3 separate regions of the Homo sapiens genome follow, and all the other regions are linked to region 2. A link is an interaction called in ENCODE POLR2A ChIA-PET data of the cell type or tissue named here. Cell type or tissue: OCI-LY7. All regions are shown on one strand.

What was found. Peaks named below come from ENCODE experiments on the same cell type or tissue, not always from the same donor. Only the 100,000 strongest peaks of a DNase experiment are listed, where the experiment ranks them.
Region 1: POLR2A ChIA-PET joins it to region 2 with 9 read pairs; 1 of 35 experiments calls an interaction of 5 or more read pairs at or near these places.
Region 3: POLR2A ChIA-PET joins it to region 2 with 5 read pairs; 2 of 35 experiments call an interaction of 5 or more read pairs at or near these places.

What each region holds. Positions count from the first base shown.
Region 1 is chr3:24,086,495-24,090,494 of GRCh38, reverse strand. No RefSeq gene overlaps it. Among named protein-coding and RNA genes, the nearest start is that of LINC00691, 15 kb to the left of the region's middle. In OCI-LY7, CTCF peaks have their summits at 1,284 and 1,483; a DNase peak (open chromatin) is centred at 1,514.
Region 2 is chr3:23,590,977-23,594,976 of GRCh38, reverse strand. UBE2E2 (ubiquitin conjugating enzyme E2 E2) reads right to left here. Exons shown (of 6, transcript NM_152653.4): 6 at 3,183-4,000. Among named protein-coding and RNA genes, the nearest start is that of UBE2E1, 210 kb to the left of the region's middle. RefSeq lists enhancers at 946-1,055, 1,076-1,125. In OCI-LY7, no CTCF peak of the experiment used is centred here; DNase peaks (open chromatin) are centred at 436, 1,206, 1,566 and 3,826; H3K4me3 peaks cover 2,936 bases; H3K27ac peaks cover 4,000 bases.
Region 3 is chr3:23,453,318-23,457,317 of GRCh38, reverse strand. The region is part of intron 3 of UBE2E2 (ubiquitin conjugating enzyme E2 E2); the gene reads right to left. Among named protein-coding and RNA genes, the nearest start is that of UBE2E2, 250 kb to the right of the region's middle. In OCI-LY7, no CTCF peak of the experiment used is centred here; no DNase peak of the experiment used is centred here.

The DNA of each region.
Region 1 (4,000 bases), 500 kb before region 2:
CAAAAGCCAAAATTGACAAATGGGATCTAATTAAACTAAAGAGCTTCTGCACTGCAAAAGAAACTACCATCAGAGTGAACAGGCAACCTACAACATGGGAGAAAATTTTCGCAACCTACTCATCTGACAAAGGGCTAATATCCAGAATCTACAATAAACTCAAACAAATTTACAAGAAAAAAACAAACAACCCCATCAAAAAGTGGGCGAAGGACATGAACAGACACTTCTCAAAAGAAGACATTTATGCAGCCAAAAAACACATGAAAAAATGCTCATCATCACTGGCCATCAGAGAAATGCAAATCAAAACCACTATGAGATATCATCTCACACCAGTTAGAATGGCAATCATTAAAAAGTCAGGAAACAACAGGTGCTGGAGAGGATGTGGAGAAATAGGAACACTTTTACACTGTTGGTGGGACTGTAAACTAGTTCAACCATTGTGGAAGTCAGTGTGGCGATTCCTCAGGGATCTAGAACTAGAAATACCATTTGACCCAGCCATCCCATTACTGCGTATATACCCAAATGACTATAAATCATGCTGCTATAAAGACACATGCACACATATGTTTATTGCGGCATTATTCACAATAGCAAAGACTTGGAACCAAGCCAAATGTCCAACAATGATAGACTGGATTAAGAAAATGTGGCACATATACACCATGGAATACTATGCAGCCATAAAAAATGATGAGTTCATGTCCTTTGTAGGGACATGGATGAAATTGGAAACCATCATTCTCAGTAAACTAACGCAAGAACAAAAAACCAAACACCGCATATTCTCACTCATAGGTGGGAATTGAACAATGAGATCACATGGACACAGGAAGGGGAATATCACACTCTGGGGACTGTGGTGGGGAGGGGGGAGGGGGGAGGGATAGCATTGGGAGATATACCTAATGCTAGATGACGAGTTAGTGGGTGCAGCGCACCAGCATGTCACATGTATACATATGTAACTAACCTGCACAATGTGCACATGTACCCTAAAACTTAAAGTATAATTAAAAAAAAAAAAAAGTAGGGATGATAATATTCTAAACTATGTATGAATAATTATTATCAATACTCTATGGATAGCTGCTAAAGTATTAAATACTAAAATGGGTCACAGCAAAACAGAGAACACAAATGCACAAATAAACTAATCACAGAAGTAGAAACAGTTATAAGAAGTTTATGCCCCCCTTCAAAATGGTACTAATGAAGTCACTGAAGTATTTTCTTAAATTTTCTAAAAACAATTTACTCCTTTTGTTATTACCAAAACTATTCCAAAATAGAACAGCATGTAATTCAATTGATTTTTATGAGGTAAATGTGGTTTTGATCACAAAACCTAAAGACACCAACAAAGAAATTAAATGATAGCTCAATTCACTTGTGAACTTAAATACAAAAATTGAAAATAAAATCTAGGATACAAAGTATAAGTTTACAGAACAAATTCTGCAGCAGGGACTGGCTCCAAGAGAGAACAAGGAGCACCCTAGAGGACACAGCAAGATATTGCAACAAAAACATCACAGACCTTACCCCAGACCCAGAAGGCTTGGTTTACCAAGCTCCAAGCTTATTCAACCTGCAGCCCAGGACGGCTCTGAATGTGGCCCAACACAAATTCATAAACTTTCTTAAAACATTATGAGATTTTTCTGCGATTTTTTTTTAGCTCATCAGCTATCATTAGTGTTCGTGTATTTTGTGTGTGGCCCAAGATAATTCTCCTTCTACCAATGTGGCACAGGGAAGCCAGAAGATTGGACACCCCTGGTTTAGACAATCATGCCAGGCACTGTGCAGGGCTTGGGACTACAAGACCACATAGACCCCAACATCGCGGAGCTTACGTTCTACCGGAGGAGATAGACATTTATTAAGAAAAATTATTCAAGTCTTGGAAATAAGGCCAAAAGAGGACTGCATGTCTTTTCAAAGTCATACCAAAACTTCACTTAAGAGTCCCTACCCCTACTCCAGTGCTTATTTCATTATCTAGCAGAATGTACCTTTATTTGATTCACTATTTACCACTGATTAAAGTGGAGCGTCTGTGGAGTTATACGTTACTTTGTAGACTTTTGTCTAGTGAAATACAAAAGACAACCCCAAAGGTTATAATTTTTTTGCCTATAGAACATTTCAGGAAACAGGAGTAGGATTTTTGTCTATAATATAGCAAACTTGCTTCAACATACCTTCCACAACTTACAAATGCTCTTTGAACCAGCCTAATTATGCTTCTAGTTTCCTGGGTTAGATCAATCTTTGGCATGCGGTCACTACACATTTGGATGAAAATCATTTTTAACTTTTTGAAAATTAAGCAGTTGATAAAACAGACAAATAATTACATAAATAACCACCTAATTACAATTGTGGTAAGCAATTGGGGATGCAAAAGGGGTAACATACCTTGACCCATAGGGTCCTTGGAAGCTTAACCAAGGGCCTGAAGGATGGCTGCACTTAAATGAGGCGAATGGGCAGGAAAGAGCCCTCCATGAGCTTGTCCTTCCCTGGGTGACTTTGTAGCTATATGCAGAGATTCCCTGAAACACAGAGTAAAGGAATCAAAAATTACTCTCTATAATAGCTAAAGAAAAGTTATATTTTTGCACCAAAGAAGATTTTAAAATAAAACTAATAATGATGACAATAATATCTACTGTTTACTGAGTGTTTATTTACGATGTCTCGGGTCTTGTACTAAACACTTGAAGTCAGTTATCCTATTTAATTGTTATGACAACCCCATAAGGTAGGTACCATTATTATCTCCATTTTACAGATGAGAAAACTGAGGCTTAGAGAGGTTAAGTTACGTGCTCAAGGCAACACATCAGGCTTGCCTGATTTTAAATTTTATCTCCTTTGCTATCCTGTCTGTCTTCCAAAGATAGCTCTTCTTGTTTATGCTACTTTATAATGGGGAAGGAGTACATTATTTTGGTGTTTTAACATATTTCTTGCAGACTGAAAGAAGGGAATGGGAAGGTGATGTGTGTGGAGGGTATTCAACGTTAACATTTGCTAGTCTTGTTAGTTTCCTGGAGCTTTCTGCTGCAGTAATTTGGAAGTAAAAAGCAGGATTTTGTTCAGAGTGGCTTTTCAACAATAAAGACTGTCTGGTTGAAACCTGTTTACTCTATGCCTTTGCTTTTAATTCTCTCCAACACAGCTCCCTCTGTTGCCTTTGTCTCATCTGTAAGCCCTGAAGCACTTCTCCAAAGGCTTTAAGCCCAGTTGAGTGGGCAAAAATCCTTTTCCACCTTTTACCTTGCAACTGGTTTTGAGTTTCTCTTGAGTGTTTGTTTGACTGTTTAGCCAAGGATTGAGAGTCCCATTGTGAGGAGAGAAACCATTTGCCTTGGTTGTGTGCAAGCTTTCCAGAGTTCACCGATTAGCTTCCTGTTCCTTTTGTTTCTCCACTGGTACTTGCAGCTCTTAGGCAGAGGATTATACAGCAATGTAATTATCCAGCCACCTTCCTTAGTCTTATATTTAAAGAGAAATATATGTGTCTTCTATATTTACAGAAATATTTTCCAAGTGACCCAAAGTGATGTTGAATTCTATCCTGGCTGACTTCCAACATCTCTTTTTCCCTGTGGTTTGGAGTCTAATGCTAACCATGTTTCCTCATACCTCTAAAAAAAAATCTTGAACAGCCTACAACATAATCACACAATTCCAAAATACCCAAACTAAGGCCCCTTAGAGACCATCTAGTCCACATTTTACACAGTGCAAAACGAAGGCTGGTAAAGTTCCAGTACTAAGAACTCCACAGAGTTTATTAATATTTAACTTTTATATTTGCTTTCCAATTATATACTCTTTGAGAACAGAAACCTTTACTTAGACTTTTTTGGTACGTCATTTGCCACATATATATATGCATGTAGTAGATACTTAGAAGGCATGTATCCATGGATGTTTTATAAGAACTTTGCTCAAAACTGAATGGGGTCAGACCCAA
Region 2 (4,000 bases):
TCATCCTGAACTCTAACCTCCTATCTAATTTTTAAAAAGATGGATGAGGGTCATGTTAAGGGGAAGGAGGGGATGCTGTGAGACGGGGGCTGGGAGTCACACAGCTCTAAAGGTTGCCAAGGTTAGTGGGTAAGGTTTCCTTCTGTAACCAGAAGTGAAAACTCTGACACTGGGCATTCTGGAATAATTGGGGTTGGCCCCCACTTTGACTGTATGGATTTATAAACAAGAGAGATCGGTGGTTACCACATCTCCCCCATTTTCCTGTGTGGGTCCCATGTTTAAAAATTCACACGTTCCTTTTGAGAAATCCTCTCAAAAAGCTTATTAGTCTTCAGACTACTCCTGTTCCTTCACAGAAAGACATACATACCTTAAGCCATGTTCAGAGATGTAAAGAAAGGCTGCAGTTGGTTTAAATCCCTCAGAGGCCTTCAGAAGCAGGAAATGAATGAAGAGGCCTAGGTGTGGAAGCCACAGAGAGGGGCAGGGTTTTTCAGATAGAAGATCCCTTCTAAAGCCATCATTGTGCATCAAGGAAAACACTGTCCTTAAGTTAAATATTTCTATGGGAAAAACTGGTCCCAGGCATTGCCTAAGATCTTAACCTTGGTACTCTGAGCACAAAAGCTCATGTGACCAACAGTCTTGGTTTGTCCAGGACCAAGGGGTTCCTGAGACGTAAGACATTCTGTTTTAAGATAACCTTAACCCACATTACCAGTGCTCATGGGGGAACGTGAGAGTGAAAGGAATGTGAACATTCCTTCTACTTAACAGAGAATGAATGTTCCAGTTGGCTCCCAAGGTGGCGGCATGGATGTGGGGAAACGCATGGCTACCATGGAAGGTCCTCAGAGGCCAAGCTACTCTAAGCTCCTTGATGGTCTCAACTCCCAAAGATTCCAGATCTGATGTAGCTTAAAATGTTAGGGTTCAGAATATAACTAGGTCAGCTCTTCAATGCCTCTGAGGACAATTCTAGGACTAGCTGAGGTATAGGGTGTGCTCATTCGGCTCGCAGTCCTGGTCCACATATGAAAGTGTTCTGTACAGTAAGGACATTTTGACAGTTACAAAGCTACCTTGAAATAAAATGCAGGTGGTCAGGATATCTGGTAGGGCTTTTTGGGTGCAATTTCAACTGTTTTCAGTATTAAGTATGAAGACCTCTCTTTTTAAAGATACAGACATCAAAAAGTTGCCATGCCTGACAATAATTAACACCCCTCTTATTGCAGTACTGAGATGCAGAGAAGTTCAGGGGTTTTCCAACTGACCTGTTTCCCCATGGCTGATCAAATCTGCATGCAGTACCTCTAAGATCAGAATGCTGGTCCCTCCTGTTTGGTCTCCCATCTAATATCAAGTCCACATTTTCTTCAACATTTTTTTTTCCCATTTTTTGAAGATGGCAAAACCCCACCACCTAGGAATTGTGCTCCTCCTTGACTCTAAGACTGAATTATGCCAATTCATTTTTATGGTATGCCCTCATAGTCAAAGGAAAGGTTTATGTGGTTTTGTCGTTGACAGTAAGGGCTCTGGTGTCACATGCTTGAATGGGAATCTCGCTTTGGCACCTGGTTAGCTTTTTGCGACTGAGGGCCACCTACACCCTTAAAAGGTAGGCTGAGCTTTTATTAGATGACTTATTATAGCCTGGTATAGTACATCCTGAATACATATTATTTCCTTTCTTTTTAATTCCTAAATAAGTTTACGTGATGAACTTCTATGTTTACTTCCTAATCTTGGAATAAGAAGAAAAGACTGACTACTTCTGCAGTTGCTATCATCAGTGGATTCCTGTAGAACAGATAAAAATCTTCCCCTTGTTTGCAGCTTGATGACAAATTAAGGACACAACGTTTTGAATGATTTAAGATCAACAAATATAATCTCAAACCATTTCCTCAATAACCAATGGTCTTGCCTCAGTCAAGGATCTGCCAACATTTTATCTAACATAGCTACAAATACTATATCTAGCAGTAACTAGTGTGAAAAATTCAGCATTATTATGGTACAAAATAATTCCTAAATTTTAGAAATGTTATCCCTGTATTTTTAAGCTAAACAATTTTGTTTACTGAGTGTCAAATTACTCTTAAATCTTATTTTACATGCATTTTAAAAAATTTATTGGAATTGTATTGCCTGCTGCAATTACAGATTTCAAGTAAAATGACCATGTTATTTGAAATCTAGACTTCAGCTCTACTAAGTTTGTTGGTTTCTCTGGAGTTTCTCTAGCTTTTACATTTTGAGGGCTGTGTACATTTGTCATGAAGTATGAATAAATCATAAAGTTGGGGAGAGAAGTTTTACAGCCTCTTCATATCACAGATGGGCATTAAACCTAAAAATGGGTCACAGGAAAACAAACAGGTCAGTGACTAGAATTCCTACTAGAGTTGTTGTAATCTTTGGTTCCTAAATATCACAAATTTTGTTTTGTTTTTGAGACAGCGTCTTGCTCTGTTGCCCAGGCTGGGGTGCACTGGCGCAATTATGGCTCACTGCAGCCTCGACTTCCTGGGTTCAGGTGATCCTCTGACCTAAGCCTCCCGAGTGGCGGGGACTACAGGCGTGCACCACCATGCCCAGCTCATTTTTGTATTTTTTTGTAGAGCCTGGGTTTTGTCATGTTGCTTAGGCTGGTCTCGAAATCCTGGGCTCAAGCAATCTCTACCTCGGCGTCCCAAGCTAGGATTACAGGTGTGAGCCACCAAGCCTGGCCTAATAACACATTTTTAAATGGTCTGATGTACAAGTAGATGTGAAATGTGCAATGTAATATATTTATCACTTAAAATGTGTGTTGGCTGGCTACAGTGGCTCAAGCCTATATAATCCTAGCAGTTTTGGAGGCTGTGGTGAGAGGATCACTTGAGGCCAGGAGTTTGAGACCAGCCTGGGCAACACAGTGAGACCTTGTTGCTACAGACCAAAAAAAAAAAAATTTAATTTAAAAACTGCCTATAAAGATTGTCTTTAAAGTATTAGTATTATGGGTCTGGTTTAATCAGCCAAAAGTAGGGGAAAAAAGCAGTTTAATAAAATTTTATTTTCAATGGTTCAATGCCTTTAGTGCTGAATTTTAAAATCTGAAGTAAAAATAAAAAACTTTGTGGTGAGAAACTGTAGGCAATTAAACATTCTGAGCAACTTTCCAAAAATCAGTGTTGTACCATATTGAATTTATTTTATGTTAAAGAAAGAAATGACACATCGTTATTTGTTTTTCATCCAGCCCCCAGTCTATGTTGGTCTGTGTCAGGGATTGGCAAACTACAACCCATGGGCCAAATCCCATGCCTATGGTGGTAAATAAAGTTTCACTGGAATATAGCTCTGCCCAATGCATTTATGTACTGTCTGTGGCTCCCTCTACTACAACTAGAGGGTTGAGTAGTGCATCAGAGACCATACAGTGCCCTGCTATGCTGAGAAATGTTTTTAAATAAAATGAATGGTAAAATCGTTATTAAAAAGACAAAAAATATTCTCAGGTATTTTGGTTTAGAAGTGGCATTTGCAATATTTAAATATATTTTCTTAGGATTTATTTTTAACTAGTTAAAAACAACAAAAACTGTATCTTTTGAATCAGGCATTTTAAATGTTAAAATATTTAGAGGTGGATGACTTATGCTTATAAATCCTGCTTTTCAGCAGTGAAGGTGTTAATGGTTCCTTAAATGAGACCAAGAGTATGGTAGGGTCTGTAACTGTATGGTGCAGCAGGAGTAGGAGTTTCCACTACGCTTTGTTACACTAATAACCCTGAATTATCAATCAGCAAGTCAGCGTGTTTTAGAAACTACACCACCCACGTTTCCTCTGCCTCCTATAGCTGCACACTAAAATAGCCTGAAGGTGAAGCCAGACAGACACCCTTGTCATTGAATGGGCTGACCGTGACCAATACAGTTGAGTTTACTTCTTTTGCTAAAATCATGGAGAAAAAAGAGCAGCAACAACAACAACAACAACA
Region 3 (4,000 bases), 140 kb after region 2:
CTTCCAGGAAGAAGCTTAGCCCCAGAAAAACCAGTTGGATCTAGAGATGCGTCAGTTGCAGATGAACTTTGGCAAACTCCCTTCAATGCATACTAAAATCCCTGCCCAGAGAGAAGCTTAGCCCCCATTTTCTATACACGCAGCATATATAGAAGCATCATCAGGGACTGCTCGGGTGCTGCCTTTACTCCACCTCAACATACAATGACTCAGTTAACCAGCCCAATAAAAGCTTGTTTTCACCATTGTTCAGGAAGGTTTTGCTTTGGGAACTATCCTCAGCATTCTTCTTATTACAAGTAATAAAATCTCCTTGCTGAATCCTCGATTATGGTAAATGGACTGTCATCCACCAAGCAATCAAACCCACCCATTGTGTGGGTAACAAACAGCCTTCTTTTGGAAGAAGAGGCCATCTAGGACTTTCCGAGCTAGAGAGGAGAAGTCAGCTCCTGGCTTCAAAGCTTCAAAGGACAGGCTGACCCTCTTGTTAGGGGCTAATGCAGATGGTGACATTTAAGTTGAAGCCAATGCTCACTTACTAATCCAAAAATCCTAGGGCCTTAAATAATTATGCTAAATCAACTTTACCTACGCTATATAAAGCTGCGATGACAGCACACTTGTTTACTGCACAGTTTACTGAATATTTTTAAAGTCCACTGTTGAGACCTACTGTTCAAAAACAAGATTCTCTTCAAAACACTACTGCTCACTGACAATGCACCTGGTCACCGAAGAGCTCTGGTGGAGATGTATAAGGAGATGAATGTTGCTTTCATACCTGCTAACTCAACAACCATTCTGTAGCCCATAAACCAAAGAGTAATTTTGACTTTCAAGTGTTATTATTGAAGAAATACATTTTGTAAGGCAATAGCTCCCATTCGCAGTGATTCCTCTGATGGATCTGGGCAAAGTCAACTGAAAATCTTGTGGAATGGATTCACCATTCTAGACGCCATTAAGAACATTCGTGATCATGAGATGAGGTCAAAATATCAAGTTGATAGGAGCTTGATAGAAGTTGATTCCAACTCTCATGGATGATTTGAGGGGTTTGATTTCAATGGAGGAAGTAACTGCAAAGATGGTAGAAATAGCAAGAGAACTAGAATTATAAGTGGAGCCTAAAGATATTGATTTGCTGCAATCTTATGATCAAACTTGAACAAATGAAGAGTTGCTTCTTAGGAATAAGCAAAGAAAGTGATTACTTAAGATGGAATCTACTCCTGGTAAAGATGCTATGAACACTGTTGCAATGTCAACAAAGGATTCAGAATATTACATAATATCAGTTGATAAAGCCGTGGCAGAGTTTGAGAGGACTGACTCCAATTTTGAAAGAAGTTACATTGTGGGTAAAATACTGCCAAACAACTGTTCATGCTACAGAGAAATCTTTTGTGAAAGGATGAGTCAACTGATGCAACAAATTTCATCGTTGTTTTATTGTAAGAAATTACCACAGCTACTCCAGCCTTCAGCAACCACCACCTTGATCAGTGAGCAGCCATCCACATCAAGGAAAGACCCTTCACCAGCAAAAAGATTATGACTCCCTAAAGGCTCAGATGATCGTTAGGATCTTTCAGTAATAAAGTTTTCTTATTTTTCTTTTTAAGAGACAGGGTCTCGCTCTGTTGCTTACACTGGAGTGCAGTGGCGTGATCCCAGCTCATAGCAGCCTTGAACTCCTGGGCTCAAGTGATCCTCCGCCTAAGCTGAAAACTTAAAAAATTAGCCCGGCTAATTTTTTGTAGAAATGGGGGTCTCATTATGTTGACCAGGCTGGTCTTGAACTCCTAGCCTTAAGTGATCCTCCTGCATTTGCCTCCCAAAGTGCTGGGATTACAGGAATGAGCCACTGTGCTTAGCCCAATAATGTACTTGTTATTAAGGTATATGCATTGTCCTCTTTAGACATAAAGTCACTGCACACTTAATTGGCTACAATACAGTATAAACATAATTTTTGGATGCACTGGGAAACCAAAAAATTTGTGTGACTCACTGTGTTGCAACATCTGCTTTATTGCTGTGGTCTCGAGCCGAACCTGCAGTATCTCTGAGGTTCCTGTAATTCACTTGTGTGGTAGACACAGAGGGCATTTCCTATTGACAGGTAGTCAAGCTGCTTAATTATAGATTGTTGATAGTTCTGCTCCATCTATTTACCTCGCATGCAGGGAAGCCTTTGGAAAGCTAAACTTTTCAGGTCTCTCAGAAAGAGAAGAGAGCAAAATCTGCATTAAAACTATTCTTGTCATGCAGAGACCTGGGTTAGGCAGGAAGACATGATAATCCAGTGAATTCTGCTTAGGGATCAAGTCCCCACACTTGGCTTCAATGACTTTTCATAATCTCGGATACACCCATAAAGAAACAAAATACTGCAAAACGTAAGGTAAACAGACAAAAAAAATTCCTAACATTTTCTATGCAAAGTTCAAATTTTGAGTTTAGCTTCAGCTAAATTAGGAAGTACACTGTACAACACTTTACCAGGAGGTAGTCTTTTATTTTAGTGCTTGAATTTGTATGCTATCAAAAAATAGTATGGCATCTTGCCAAACTTGCACTTAGTTCAAACAAAACTTTAAAAGAGCTGTTATTCTAGGTGCATATTCACGTATTATTTCTCATATAGGCATACCCAGACATCACACACGGATGGAAGAAAGCTGTTGGGCTATCCCATTAGCAGGATGAAACACAGTCTGTGTTATATGAGGTATTTCTTGTACTGTAAGCAAAACTTCTCTTAGCTTTTCTGGCAATTTATTCCATAATTTTTGTCTTAAAGTTCTTTATGAGACTAAAGATACAAGGTAGCAGATGAGACTTAAATCAGACTTCAGCAGGTAGATGGAAAGCGCTCAGACATGAGACCTCCCTTAAAGGTCTTACCCAACTCTCAGCTTTTAAAATATGGATTGCATTCATGGGTGGCACCTTTTAAAATAAACCATTCTTTTTCAAAGCGTTTTGTTCTTTTAAAATAATAAGCTGTTTCAAGTAGATTTTCTACTGTAAGTTAATAACTAATAAACACATGGTATAAAGTTATTACATTTAAGTACTGTTAAAATTTAAAAAATCAGTTTATAAAGTATTAAAATAATTTAAAGAGCAACTAATGGGGATCTAAAAATTCATTAGCTTCTTAAAAATTCAAACAGAACAAAACTGACAAAGGTAAAACAAGTCTCCTCTTATTCCTCAAGTTCTAGGAGTCTATGATTCTAACAAATTAAATACTTACATTTAGCAACATAATCTTACACAATATGCAAATATCTCAGAATGCTGCCTCCCTTCTGTAAAATTAAAGAGTATAGAAAACTATACCTTTAAGTTATTTTATAGCAGACATTCTAGGTGTTTACTACTAGACGTGTATCTTCTTTAAAAGGTAACTAGCACCACTATAATAAGCTCAGAAAAAGTTTCTTCCCCTATCAAGATATTTGTAACATCTTCACAATGAAGAGATGCTTCCTTGGCCAATGTACAAATACATTTTGAAAGGAAAGCTGTAATACACTGCTCTACAAGAAAGCTCTGTTGGTTGCAGAGGGTTAGGAAAATCTATAATGACAAATGTATTCACAGTTTGTTTTATAAAGTCGTTAATATGCAATATCTTGATTTATATTTTATTAAGATCATCAATGATTCCCTTTCCAGATTCAGAAATATATAAAAAGGGATTTTAAAATATCCTCAAACCACTGTTGTAAGCACCTCAGTTCTAGTCTTCAAAGATGCATACAATTTTTAAATGAGAAGTGAAATATGTGGAAAGAGAAAGTAGGCTAAAACTGTAGTCTTTGTTTTTCATTTGTTAATACTTTGGGTATATATTCTGTTTAACTTCCCTTAAGACATATTCATGCCAACTTTCTTTTTAAAAAACAGGTTAAAGATATAAAGTATTTTTTTCTTTCCTCACCACAAAAAAAAACAGAAACAAATGGAGAGCCTCCAAACATAT